Linked DNA regions of Homo sapiens: region 2 is linked to region 1. Evidence: chromatin contacts called from ENCODE Hi-C or POLR2A ChIA-PET data. All regions are on one chromosome and are shown on one strand. The core of a region is the stretch at or near the end of the contact, and the rest is flanking DNA. Distances in the headings are between cores, read along the strand shown.

Evidence for each region. A loop is a pair of places that touch in the nucleus more often than their neighbours do. ChIA-PET counts read pairs that join two places held with the same protein, here RNA polymerase II (POLR2A). Pooled maps may share reads with other maps.
Region 2: a pooled map shows a loop between it and region 1 (2.3-fold over the local background). The contact joins the promoter of DHH-AS1 here to the promoter of DRC2 in region 1. A Hi-C loop is called at or near these places in 1 of 50 pooled maps. POLR2A ChIA-PET finds 5 or more read pairs at or near these places in 2 of 52 experiments (Caco-2 and activated CD4-positive, alpha-beta T cell).

The regions. Positions count from the first base shown.
Region 1 is chr12:48,901,063-48,906,189 of GRCh38, forward strand. It overlaps DRC2 (dynein regulatory complex subunit 2), which reads left to right and starts at 3,071. Exons shown (of 8, transcript NM_033124.5): 1 at 3,071-3,406; 2 at 3,884-4,051. The coding sequence starts at 3,275. It also overlaps the pseudogene RPL32P27. RefSeq lists silencers at 350-550, 3,028-3,077.
Region 2 is chr12:49,088,103-49,093,470 of GRCh38, forward strand. DHH-AS1 (DHH antisense RNA 1) reads left to right here and starts at 3,992. Exons shown (of 4, transcript XR_007063295.1): 1 at 3,992-4,240; 2 at 4,728-4,803. It overlaps DHH (desert hedgehog signaling molecule), which reads right to left. Exons shown (of 3, transcript NM_021044.4): 2 at 3,026-3,287; 3 at 1-2,382. The coding sequence ends at 1,757. RefSeq lists enhancers at 40-109, 150-199, 4,572-4,716, a silencer at 3,531-3,713 and a cis regulatory region at 4,636-4,653.

The sequences.
Region 1 (5,127 bases), core at 1,821-4,320:
GACTAAAAAAAAAAAAAAACACTGAGTATGGTGGTGCACACCTGTAGTCCCAGCTACTCAGAAGGCTGAGGTGGGAGGATCCCTAAAGTCCAGGAGTTCGAGGTTGCACTGAGCTACAATTGCATCACTGTACTCCAGCCTGGGTGACAAAATGAGTTTTCTGTCTAAAGAAAAATAAACAAAAAAAAATTATTCTGGTTTTGTCTGTGAGGGTGTTTCCAGATGAGATTAATATTTGAATTGGATTGAGAATTAATTAGTGGTAGATTGAGTAAAGCAGATTGCCCTTGTAACATGGGTGAGCCTCATCCAATCATTGAAGACATGAATAAACCAAAAAGGCTGAGTAAAAGCAGCTCCTCCTGACTAACTGCCTAAGCTGAGGCAGTCTTTTCTGGCCTTCTGACTCAGACTGAAACTCAGACTCTTCTTGGACCTTGAGCTGGCTGGCTTTTAGTCTAGAACTACACATCGGTTCTCCTAAATCTCCAGGTTGCTAATTGCAGATCTTGGGACTTCTGAGCCTCCAATAATAACACCGATTGCTTATAATAAATAAATACACACATCCTATTGGTTCTGTTTTTCTGGAGAGTTCTGAGTAATGTATTATATTTCATATTTAAAACAACTTTATTGGGGCACATGTTGCATATCACATAATTCGCTTTTTTTTTTTTTTTTTAAATACGGAGTTTCGCTCTTGTTGCCCAGGCTGGAGTGCAATGGCACGATCTCAGCTCACCGCAACCTCCGCCTCCTGGGTCCAAGCGATTCTCCTGCCTCAGCCTCCTGAGTAGCTGGGATTACAGGCATGTGCCACCACGCCCAGCTAATTTTGTCTTTTTAGTAGCGATGGGGTTTCTCCATGTTGGTCAGGCTGGTCCCGAACTCCCGACCTTAGGTGATCCAACATGGTGAAACCCCATCTCTACTAAAAATACAAAAAATTAGCCGGGTGTGGTAGCGGGTGCCTGTAATCCCAGCTACTTGGGAAGCTGAGGCAGGAGAATCACTTGAACCTGGGAGGTGCAGGTTGCAGTGAGCCGAGACTGTGCCACCTCACTCCAGCCTGGGCAACAGAGAAAGACTCAGTCAAAAAAGGAGAGAGAGAGGGAGAGGGAGAGAGAAAGAGAGAAAGAAAGGAAGGGAAGGGAAGGGAGAAGAAAAGAAAGTAATCTACTTTCTGTCTTTATAGCTTGGCCTTTTCCGGATATTTCATATAAATGGAACCATACAATATGTAATCACTTGTGTCTGGCTTATTTCACTGAGCATAGGGGTTTTTTTGGCCGAACATGGTGGCTCACGCCTGTAATCCCAGCACTTTGGGAGGCCGAGGTTGGTGGATCATTTGAGGTCAGGAGTTTGAGACCAACCTGGCCAAGATGATGAAACCCCGTCTCTACTAAAAATACAAAAATTAGGCAGGCATGGTGGTGACACCTGTAGTCCAGCTACTCGGGAGGCTGAGGCAGGAGAATTTCTTGAACCCGGGCGGTGGAGGTTGCAGTGAGCCGAGATCACGCACTGCACTCCAGCCTGGGTGACAGAGTGAGACTCCAGTCTTAAAAAAAAAAAAAGGGTTTGTTTGTTTTGTTTTTGTTGTTGTTTCTTTTTGATACAGGGCTGCTCTGTCACCCAACTGGAGTGCAGTGGCTTGACTATGGCTTGACCTCTGGGGCTCAGGTGATCTTCTCACCTCAGCCTCCTGGGGTAGCTGGGACAACAGGTACGCACCACCACGCCCAGCTAACTTCTTTTGTATTTTTTGTGGAGAAGGGGTTTCGCCACATTGCTCAAGCTAGTCTCGATCTCTTGGGCTAAAACGATCCTCCCGCCTCGGCCTCCCAAAGTGCTGGGATTACAGGTGTGAGGCACAGCGCCCAGCCTGCATATTCTTTTTGAGGTTCATCCACATTGTAGCTGGTATCCATAGTTTGTTCTGAATAATATTCCATTGTATGGACATAGCATATTTTGTCTACTCATTCACATGTTAATGGACATTTAGGTTGTCTCCAATTTTTCCAACTGGGCTATTATGAGTGAGACAGATAAGAAAATTCCTGTGCAAGTTTTTGTGTGTATACATGCTTTCATTTCTCTTAGGCAGATCCCTAAGAGTGAAATTATTGGGTCACATGGTAAATTTATGTTTAACATTTTAAAAAATTGCCAAACTGTTTTCCAAAGTGGCTACACCATTTTACATTTCTACCACCAATATATGAGGGTTCTCGTTTCTCCACATTCTCTCCAACACTTATCTTTTTAAAAAAGGTTTTTGTTGTTGTTGTTGTTTGCAGTTTTTACAGTTTTATTTAAACAGAAAACATACACATGAGCTGTCTACTCATTTTCTTTGCTGCGCAGCCTGGGATTGGGGTTGGTGACTCTGACGGCCAGCTGGGCAGCTCTTTTCCACGATGGCTTTGCGGTTCTTGGAGGAAACATTGTGAGCGATCTCAGCACAGTAAGATTTGTTGCACAACAGCAGCACTTCCAGCTCCTTGACGTGTGGACCAGGAATTTCCGGAAGCCACTGGGCAGCATGTGCTTTGTTTTCTTGTTGCTCCCATAATCAATGTTGGGCATCAAGATCTAACCCTTGAACCTTCCACGAACCCTGTTGTCAATACCTCTGGGTTTCCGCCGGTTACGCTTAATTTTGACATATCGGTCAGACTGGTGCCGGATAAACTTCTTGGTTCTCTTTTTGACGATCTTGGGCTTCCCAAGGGTTCTGAGGACGGTTTATAAAAGTGCACTGAGGGGAGGCTGAGACAGGAGAATTGCTTGAACCCGGGAGGCGGAGGTTGCAGTGAGCCGAGATCGTGCCCATCCTAGGCGACAGAGAGAGACTCTATGTCAAAAATAAATAAATAAATAAATAAATAAATAAATAAATAAATAAATAAAATGCACTGAGGAGACAGATTTTTGAGAGTTAAAAGGACCCTCTCAAAAACCGACCGCGGTCCTCCACTGGGTAGGGGGCGCTCCAAGACAGGGACTCTTCTAGCCTGTTGCCTCTCCATGTTAGCGATATCCTCGTTGCTAGGAGACTAGACGCGTCTTACAGTGGGAGAGCTCAGCCTCACTGATAGCCGGGGATCTCTCCTGTTCGAGGGCTGAGATCTCCGGTCCCACAACCGCCCACAACCAGGGGCACTTCTGGAAGTCCCCTTTCTAGGGACATTTTTCTTCTAAGCTCTGTAACGCGGGCCGAGGCAGACCGAGGCTTCTTTCCCGGATCCAATCCCCTGCCCCCATGCCTAAGAAAGAAAAAATGGCCAAGACGCCCCTGTCCGATGAGAAGCAGCTGCTTCTGTTTCAGCAGAAGTTGCTGGCAGAGGAGGAGATGGCCAAAAAGAAGGAGAGGCTCCTCAGCCAGTTCTTGAAGGTGATGGCCTTTTGCATTATGTCCTGCTCAACCCCATCCACCCCCTGCCCTGGCCCTGTCACTGAGGAAACCTCATTTTCATCCTGACCTCCCCTCCTCCGGAAATCCTGAGACCCAGATATACTTAGATTTCAGGCAACATTGTTTGGGAGGCGGGGGTGTTCTCTGCGAAGCACGGAGGGGGTGCGTGGTATACGGCTTGGCAATCTTTACTGAATCCCAGAACTGGGACCGTAGGTCCTGTCAGCTGTTCCAGCTGTCTGGAATGCTGATATTCTCCCTGGAGATAGGTCATTACAAACAACATCCTACTCTGATGCTCCCACCCTGAAGGAAATTCACCCTTGCCCTCCCTAAATGCCATCAGGCCGTTCCCATCGAAAAGGGGTAAGGTGTCAGCTGATAAATTAAGAGTGATCTTGTTTGTTGTACTGAAAGGCCCTGACTTCCTGGAGGTATATTTATTCCTTCACACAGGACAAGCTGGCCAAGGAGGAACACAACAGTGCTCTGAACCTTAATAAGATTAACACACAGTGGAGAACTGTCCTTCGGGAAGTCAAGACCAGAGAACTTCATAAGGACATTGAGATCCTCAGCCAAACATTTGAACGAGTGGTGGACTGTAAGGACAATGTCATCAAGGTAGGCACTCTTTCCAAGGAAACCTTGAGTATGGCTTCCTGACCTCTTAATAGAATGAGCCTAGTGAATCCATCTTAAAGCCCTCACAAGACACAGGCTGTGAGAAAGCCAGGCTATTGGTAATAATGGTTTTCACAGAAATAAAAAATAGAATATTGGGCTTTCATCCCTCTCTCCCTTAGAGGACCCACTCTTCTTGTCATCTATTGCCCAAAACCAGTACTATCCAATAGTAGAGTCATAAGGCACAGTAGACATCACCCAGTGACTTGAAATGAGTCCCACACCTTCATTTCAATGTCAGAAGGCTCAGTTCCAGAGGGGAACTGACTTGCCCAAGGTCACATAGCTAGTCAGTGAGAGAACCAGGACTCCAGCATGTGTTTATTGATTCCCACTGCAGTGCTCCATTCAACTAAATTGTTTGGCCTCTTGATTCAACTTCAGTGGCCCTGGATAAGGTTGAGAAGATCTCCATGGGTAAGAGCAGTTCTGGATTTCTAAGCAATTCAATCAGCCATCCTTATGCTCTTGGGAGGTTCTTGAGTTCTTGATTCCATCCTATCTTTTCTTCTAAGGGATTTTCTGTACCCCTTCTTTTGTCTTACTTTTAATATTCTGCCTCCATTTACTGCCTTCTCCTTAGTCTTTTCCATTATTTATTTATTTATTTATTTGACATGGAGTCTTGCTCTGTTGCCAGGCTGGAGTGCAGTGGCACAATCTCGGCTCAGTGCAACCTCTGCCTCCCAGGTTCAAGTGATTCTTCTGCCTCAGCCTCCCGAGTAGCTGTGACTACAGGCATGTGCCACCATGCCTGGCTAATTTTTGTATTTTTAGTTGAGATGGGGGTTTCACCATGTTGGCCAGGATGGTCTCGATCTCCTGACCTTGTGACCCACCCGCCTTGGCCTCCCAAAGTGCTGGGATTACAGGCGTGAGCCACTGCACCCAGCCAGAGTCTTTTCCATTTTCAACAAAACAAAGCCCACAGTAACAGCAAAATATACATTGCCAACATGGTATTCCCCCTCTAGAAAACACACATTTCTCTTTCATAGCCTAATCCCTGGGGA
Region 2 (5,368 bases), core at 2,742-5,241, 190 kb after region 1:
GCAACTTTGATACATAAGGAAGTCTGGGCTACTACAGGTATACTAGTAGGGCATCTGCAGCTTCCAGGAACCACAGAGCTAAACTAGGCAGGAGTGATGTAAAAGTGCCATGGTTTGGAACGACTTGCCCAAGGAGAAGCAGGTGGACTCCTTGACAGCTCCTGATATGTGTGACTCAGCGCTGGCAGCTTAACAAGGCCCACCCATCATCTCTCCCTCCTGGGAGCGGGCTCCTTTGCGCAGGTCCAGTACACCCTTCCATGTCTGAGACCGCTTGCCTTCCGTTTCAGAGAACCATATGCATAGGCCTAGAATTCTCTTGAAGGCCACCAGAGGGCGGTGTATAGCAGGGACCCTGTGCGATGGGAGCGCACAGCGGCTACTGGCAAGGGCGAGCTCCGGGTGGTACCAACAACCCCCGACTATTTCCTCCTCCCCGCCTCACCTCCACCCAAGACACTTCCCTTCTGGAGCAGCCCAGCTTCCTCCAGAGCTTCCATTCCTAACTCAGGGGCACCTGCCTGCCTGGATTCCAGGTGTCTACTGCGTTGGAACCTAAAGGTTCCAAAAACACCCAGGCTAGGGAAGTAGAGCTGGTGATAATGGGAGAGGGAGGAGGAGGCGCTGAAGACCAAGCCAGTAGAAACAACAATCAGGGCCAGCGATCAGGAGGGGAGCTCGGGTTGTAATGCTGATATGCCCTTGTTTAGGGAATCTACTTCCCCCACATACACCCAGGCTGAATCCATTCTCTCTCTCTGAGCAGCCCTTCAGTAAGGAAATATTCCAGCCTCTTACTGTGCCCCCCTTCCTTTTTCAGGCCATGACTATGCGACGATTGCAAATTATTACCCAGGTTTCCCATGGATCATCAGTTGGCCCAGTGGCATATCAGAAAAAACATCCACCCCATCCAGGCCCTGCCACCAAGGTAGGATGGGGACCAGGACTACTGGCTAACAATAGGGGACTAGATGCTTTGAGTATCAGTACTCATAGGGGCCTGAGCCCCTGCTGGAGCCCCTATAAACAGAGAAGAGGTGTGCACAGTCTTTCCCACCTGGGACAACCCTGGACCCTTCAGCCGCAGGAGCGAAATGCTGGTCCTCTCTGGATGGGAGACGGAAACAGCAGCCTGGAAAAGGGTACGACTCTTGTGGGCTCTGTTGCTTATGGGTTGGGATGCCCCTTCTGAAGGGAGGAAAAGGGTCCCAAAGACCCTGCTGAGGAAGGAGGGGGAGCCGGAAGTAAGCTGTTAACTCAGGTTGGCCACCTTTATCCCCCTCTCTGGAGGTGAATCACCCTCTGAATGGAAGTGTTTTCCAGTAAGCTCCTGAAAGCCTTCCCTTTATTAGCCCACCTTGCAGGAAAACGTCAGATGTCAGACTGGCTGGCTGTGTCAGACAGTGTTAATGCCATGCCCCAGCCCCTCACCTTGGCAAGCTGGGCAAGGGAATCATTATATTACAATTTATAAATAAGAAATAAAATAAAATTATCGGGTGGGGCTGAAGCACTGGGGGAGAGGCTAAATAGTCCTCTTTAAGGAGTGCGCACCATCAGCCCTACCTACCTAGGACCCGGTATCACCTCCTCTCAGTACGAGGTTGCCCCTAAGCCAGGCATAGCCCCATTTTCTCCCTCCCCCTCCCTCTCCCTCCCTTCCAGTCGGCATCGTCTGCTGCCCACAGCCCCATATCTCAGCCAGCAGGCCCTCGTTTCCTCGGGCGCTTCGAGGTTTCTATGCCTGGGACGCTCAGCCCAGTAGCTCCTCCGCTAAGCGGTAGAGGAGCCGAGAGTACCAATGCATGCCAGTCGGCTGGACGGCCCCGCCGGGGAGCAGCGCCCCTAGCGCGTGCAGCAGTCTCAAGGGGGCAAAAGCGCGGTGCGCCCACTGGTGACTCTCCAGAACCGCGTAGCAAGAGGCCAGGACATCGTTCACCAGCAGCGTCCCGTGCGCGGTGAGCGGCGCGAACACGCCCACGGCTTCCTCCCGCGCCACACGGGCCACGCGCGCTGGCCGAAGCGCATCCCCGCCGGGCGCCAGCACCGAGTCCCCAGCGCGTAGCCGGCGCGCGAACACCGGTGCAAAGTCGCCTGGCGCGGGCGCCGGCCCTCGAGCGGCAAACACCAGGTGCCAGGGCGTGAGCAACAGTTTGCGTGGAGGCCACTCGGTCTCCACAGCCACAAATGAAGCCCGGCGCTGCAAGTCCCGGTCCAGGAAGAGCAGCACCGGCGTGGGCACCACCCGGCCTGACGCATCGGCCGCCAAAACCCAGTCTCCGCGGTGCAGTTCCCGCAGCCCTTTCCGCTCGCCGCTCCACAGGCGCACAGTTGCATTTCCCGGAAAGCAGCCGCCCGCCCGGACCGCCAGTGAGTTATCTGCAGGGAACAACCACAGGGAGGATTGAATCAAGACCAGCGGTTCCAGAACGATTCTCAAGGCCAGCGCAGATATCGCCAGTCATGGACAACACAATTTTCCGTTAATCTGACTGGCCCCAACCTGGGCAGAAAAGGAAGGGCGGTTTTTCTTTCTTTTCTTTTCCTTTTTCTTCTCTTTTCTATGTATGTATGTATGTATGTATGTATGTATGTATGTATGTATGTATTTTGAGATAGAATCTCGCTCTGTCGCCCAGTAGATGGAGTGCAGTGGCACCATCTCGGCTCACTGCAACTTCTACCTCCCGGGTTCAAGTGATTCTCGTGCCTCAGCCTCACGAGTAGCCGGGATTACAGGCATACACCACCACGCCCAACTAATTTTCGTATTTATAATAGAGACGGGATTTCACCATGTTGGCTAGGCTGATCTCGAACTCCTGACCTCAAGTGATCCGCCCTCCTTGGCCTCCCAAAGTGCTGGGATTAGAGGCGTGAGGCACCGCCTCGGCCTGGACGGGTGGTTTTCAACACTAAAGCCCGCTTGGTCTCCCCTAGGGTGGCAACAGTACTACTGCAGACTCAGTTTCCCGGAGGGAGCCCCCTTTGGGCGGATTTTACCACCCTCCTCCTACTGTACCAGCTTTGACCGACACGTGGACGTGGTTGCGGGACTCGTAGTAGACCCAGTCGAAGCCGGCTTCCACTGCGAGGCGCGCCAGCAACCCATACTTGTTGCGGTCGCGGTCAGACGTAGTGATGTCCAAAGCACGGCCTTCGTAGTGGAGTGAATCCTGAGCGTGGTGGCCGTCCTCGTCCCAGCCCTCAGTCACTCGTAGGCGCACTCCGGGCCACATGTTCATCACGGCAATGGCCAAAGCGTTCACCCGCTCCTTACAACGCTGGCGGGGAATAAAGGAGTCAGTCTCCCCACCACCACCCTTGGGGCAAAAGGGACCTGGATAGGAGGGTTGATTCTTTGTTATTCCGGCCCTACTCTTACCCCTCCCAGCTTTTGAGTGTCCTGGAGAAATGAGAATCTGAGTCGATGGTAGTCACCAATCTGCACTCTGTTCCCAGGACGTCGTTGGAGAACTGTGGGCTCACCTCTGAGGTTGAGAGGGGGTGCCCATACCTAGCTCCTTCCCCATTTTTAATGCCCGTCCCTCACCCCTATTGGTTCAGGGACAGCGGCTCAACCTGGGAGAAGGACAGAGTTAGGAGGGCGAATGGAAGCGTGGTCAGGGAGGGCCTGGTTGCTCCCGGAGAGCCCCTGTTTGAGCCTGGCCCCCGCCCCAGGCACCGGCTCCCCTCCCTCCGCCTGATTCATCTTTTGTTTCATTGCCTTCCCTGGCACCGGGCATCGCTTCCTTCCTTCCTTCCTCCTCCTCCTTTGGGCCCTTAGCATTAACCCCTTCGTGCTCTGGGTGCCCCCCAGAGAGGTGCCCAAGAGGAGCTGTGCGGGATCAAGGCTGCTGGAAAAAGGATTGGGGTGGCGGGGGTTGCGCGAAGTACAATGGCCATTATCCGGGATGACTTAACCGAGCGAGAATCCTGAGCCCAGGCCGGGAACGCGCTGGGAGAAGCGGACTCAGCAGCTCCGGCCACAAAGGCGCTTTTCAGCCGCCCCGGCTCAGGGAGAGGAAAGGGCAGAAAGCCGCGCCCCCAATCCCTGCTCCGTCCGGGTAGGTCCCCTCCCCCCGCGCGTCCAGTCTTCCCAGTTCCAGCTAAGGCTCTGCCAGTCCGGAGAGCCCCTATCTCTCCCATCTCTGCTCTAGATGCAGCCCAGAAGGGCGTGGGAGTAGCACCTGAGAATAACGGTCTCCTTGTGCGGATCTGGGGAGCCCCCTGCAGGGTGAGAGCGGAGAAGAGGAAAAGAAGCTGCGGCTGGAAGCCTGCACCTGGGGGAGTGAGACCACAGTTATCTTGGCCGCTCCAGCCTGGGAGCGGGAGACCTTGGCGCGCACCATAGCAGGGACACCGCGGGAGGAGGCGCAGAGGGACAGCTTCCTTTTTTTCTTTCCCCTCCGACCTCTCACCTCGGACTTGGTTTTCTCCTAACAGAAAGACACTTTTCCCCTCTCCTCTAGTCTCCTCCACCCCGCAGAGTTGGGGTTGGGTGGGGGGAAAACAGGAAAAGTGGTAGCTCCTTCCAACTTTGTCGTTTCGTCCCCTAAGGAGGCCCCGAGGCCCTGACCTGCGGGGGCAGCAGCCCAGTGCAGAGCCAACTCAATGGAGGCCTTTTGCAGCCAGGGTGTGGGAGATAAGTAAGACTGAGGGGGCTCCCAGGCCTGCCGGAGCCCCTCCTGAGCCTGTCCCTTGTTCTGCCCACTCTGCTGCAGGTGGCAACCAGAGGAAAGGGCCACAATGTTCCACGGCCAAGGAGGAAAGAAGGAATGCCCCTTTTCCCATCTCTAGGTAGGAGGAAGGCTTCAGGGCAGAAGCAAAAGGAATTATTTCTTCCCTGGACAGGTTTTCCTAACAAAGTAACCTGGAAAACTATGGCAATTAATCAGAGGAAATCCGTACCCCTCCCTCTCCCCCCACCTCCCCACTCCATACACAATTAGGTGGTGTAATGGAAAGTATATAGGGCTTAGAATCAGGAGTCCTGAATTCTAGTCCCAGCCATGCCACTTTAAATTGTGAGAGTTTAAATTGCTTTTCCTCCTGGGGGAAGTCCAGCTCTCAGATGTAAAATGAGGGTGGCAGTGGGGGTGGGGAGGGTTGGAGGAATGTCATCTCTCAAGTTTTCTTTCAGTTCTAACATTCAAGATCACTGGCCAGGCTGGATGAAGTGGCTCACACCTGTAATCCAGCACTTTGGGAGGCCGAGGTGGGAGGATCCCTTGAGCTCAGGAGTTCAAGACTAGCCTAGGCAACATGGCAAGACCCCGTCTCTACAAAAAATAAAAAATAAATCACTCGCCAGAGGTGGTCCTTCTCTTCCACCTCACTCTAGGTGGTTCCAATGCTCAAAAAT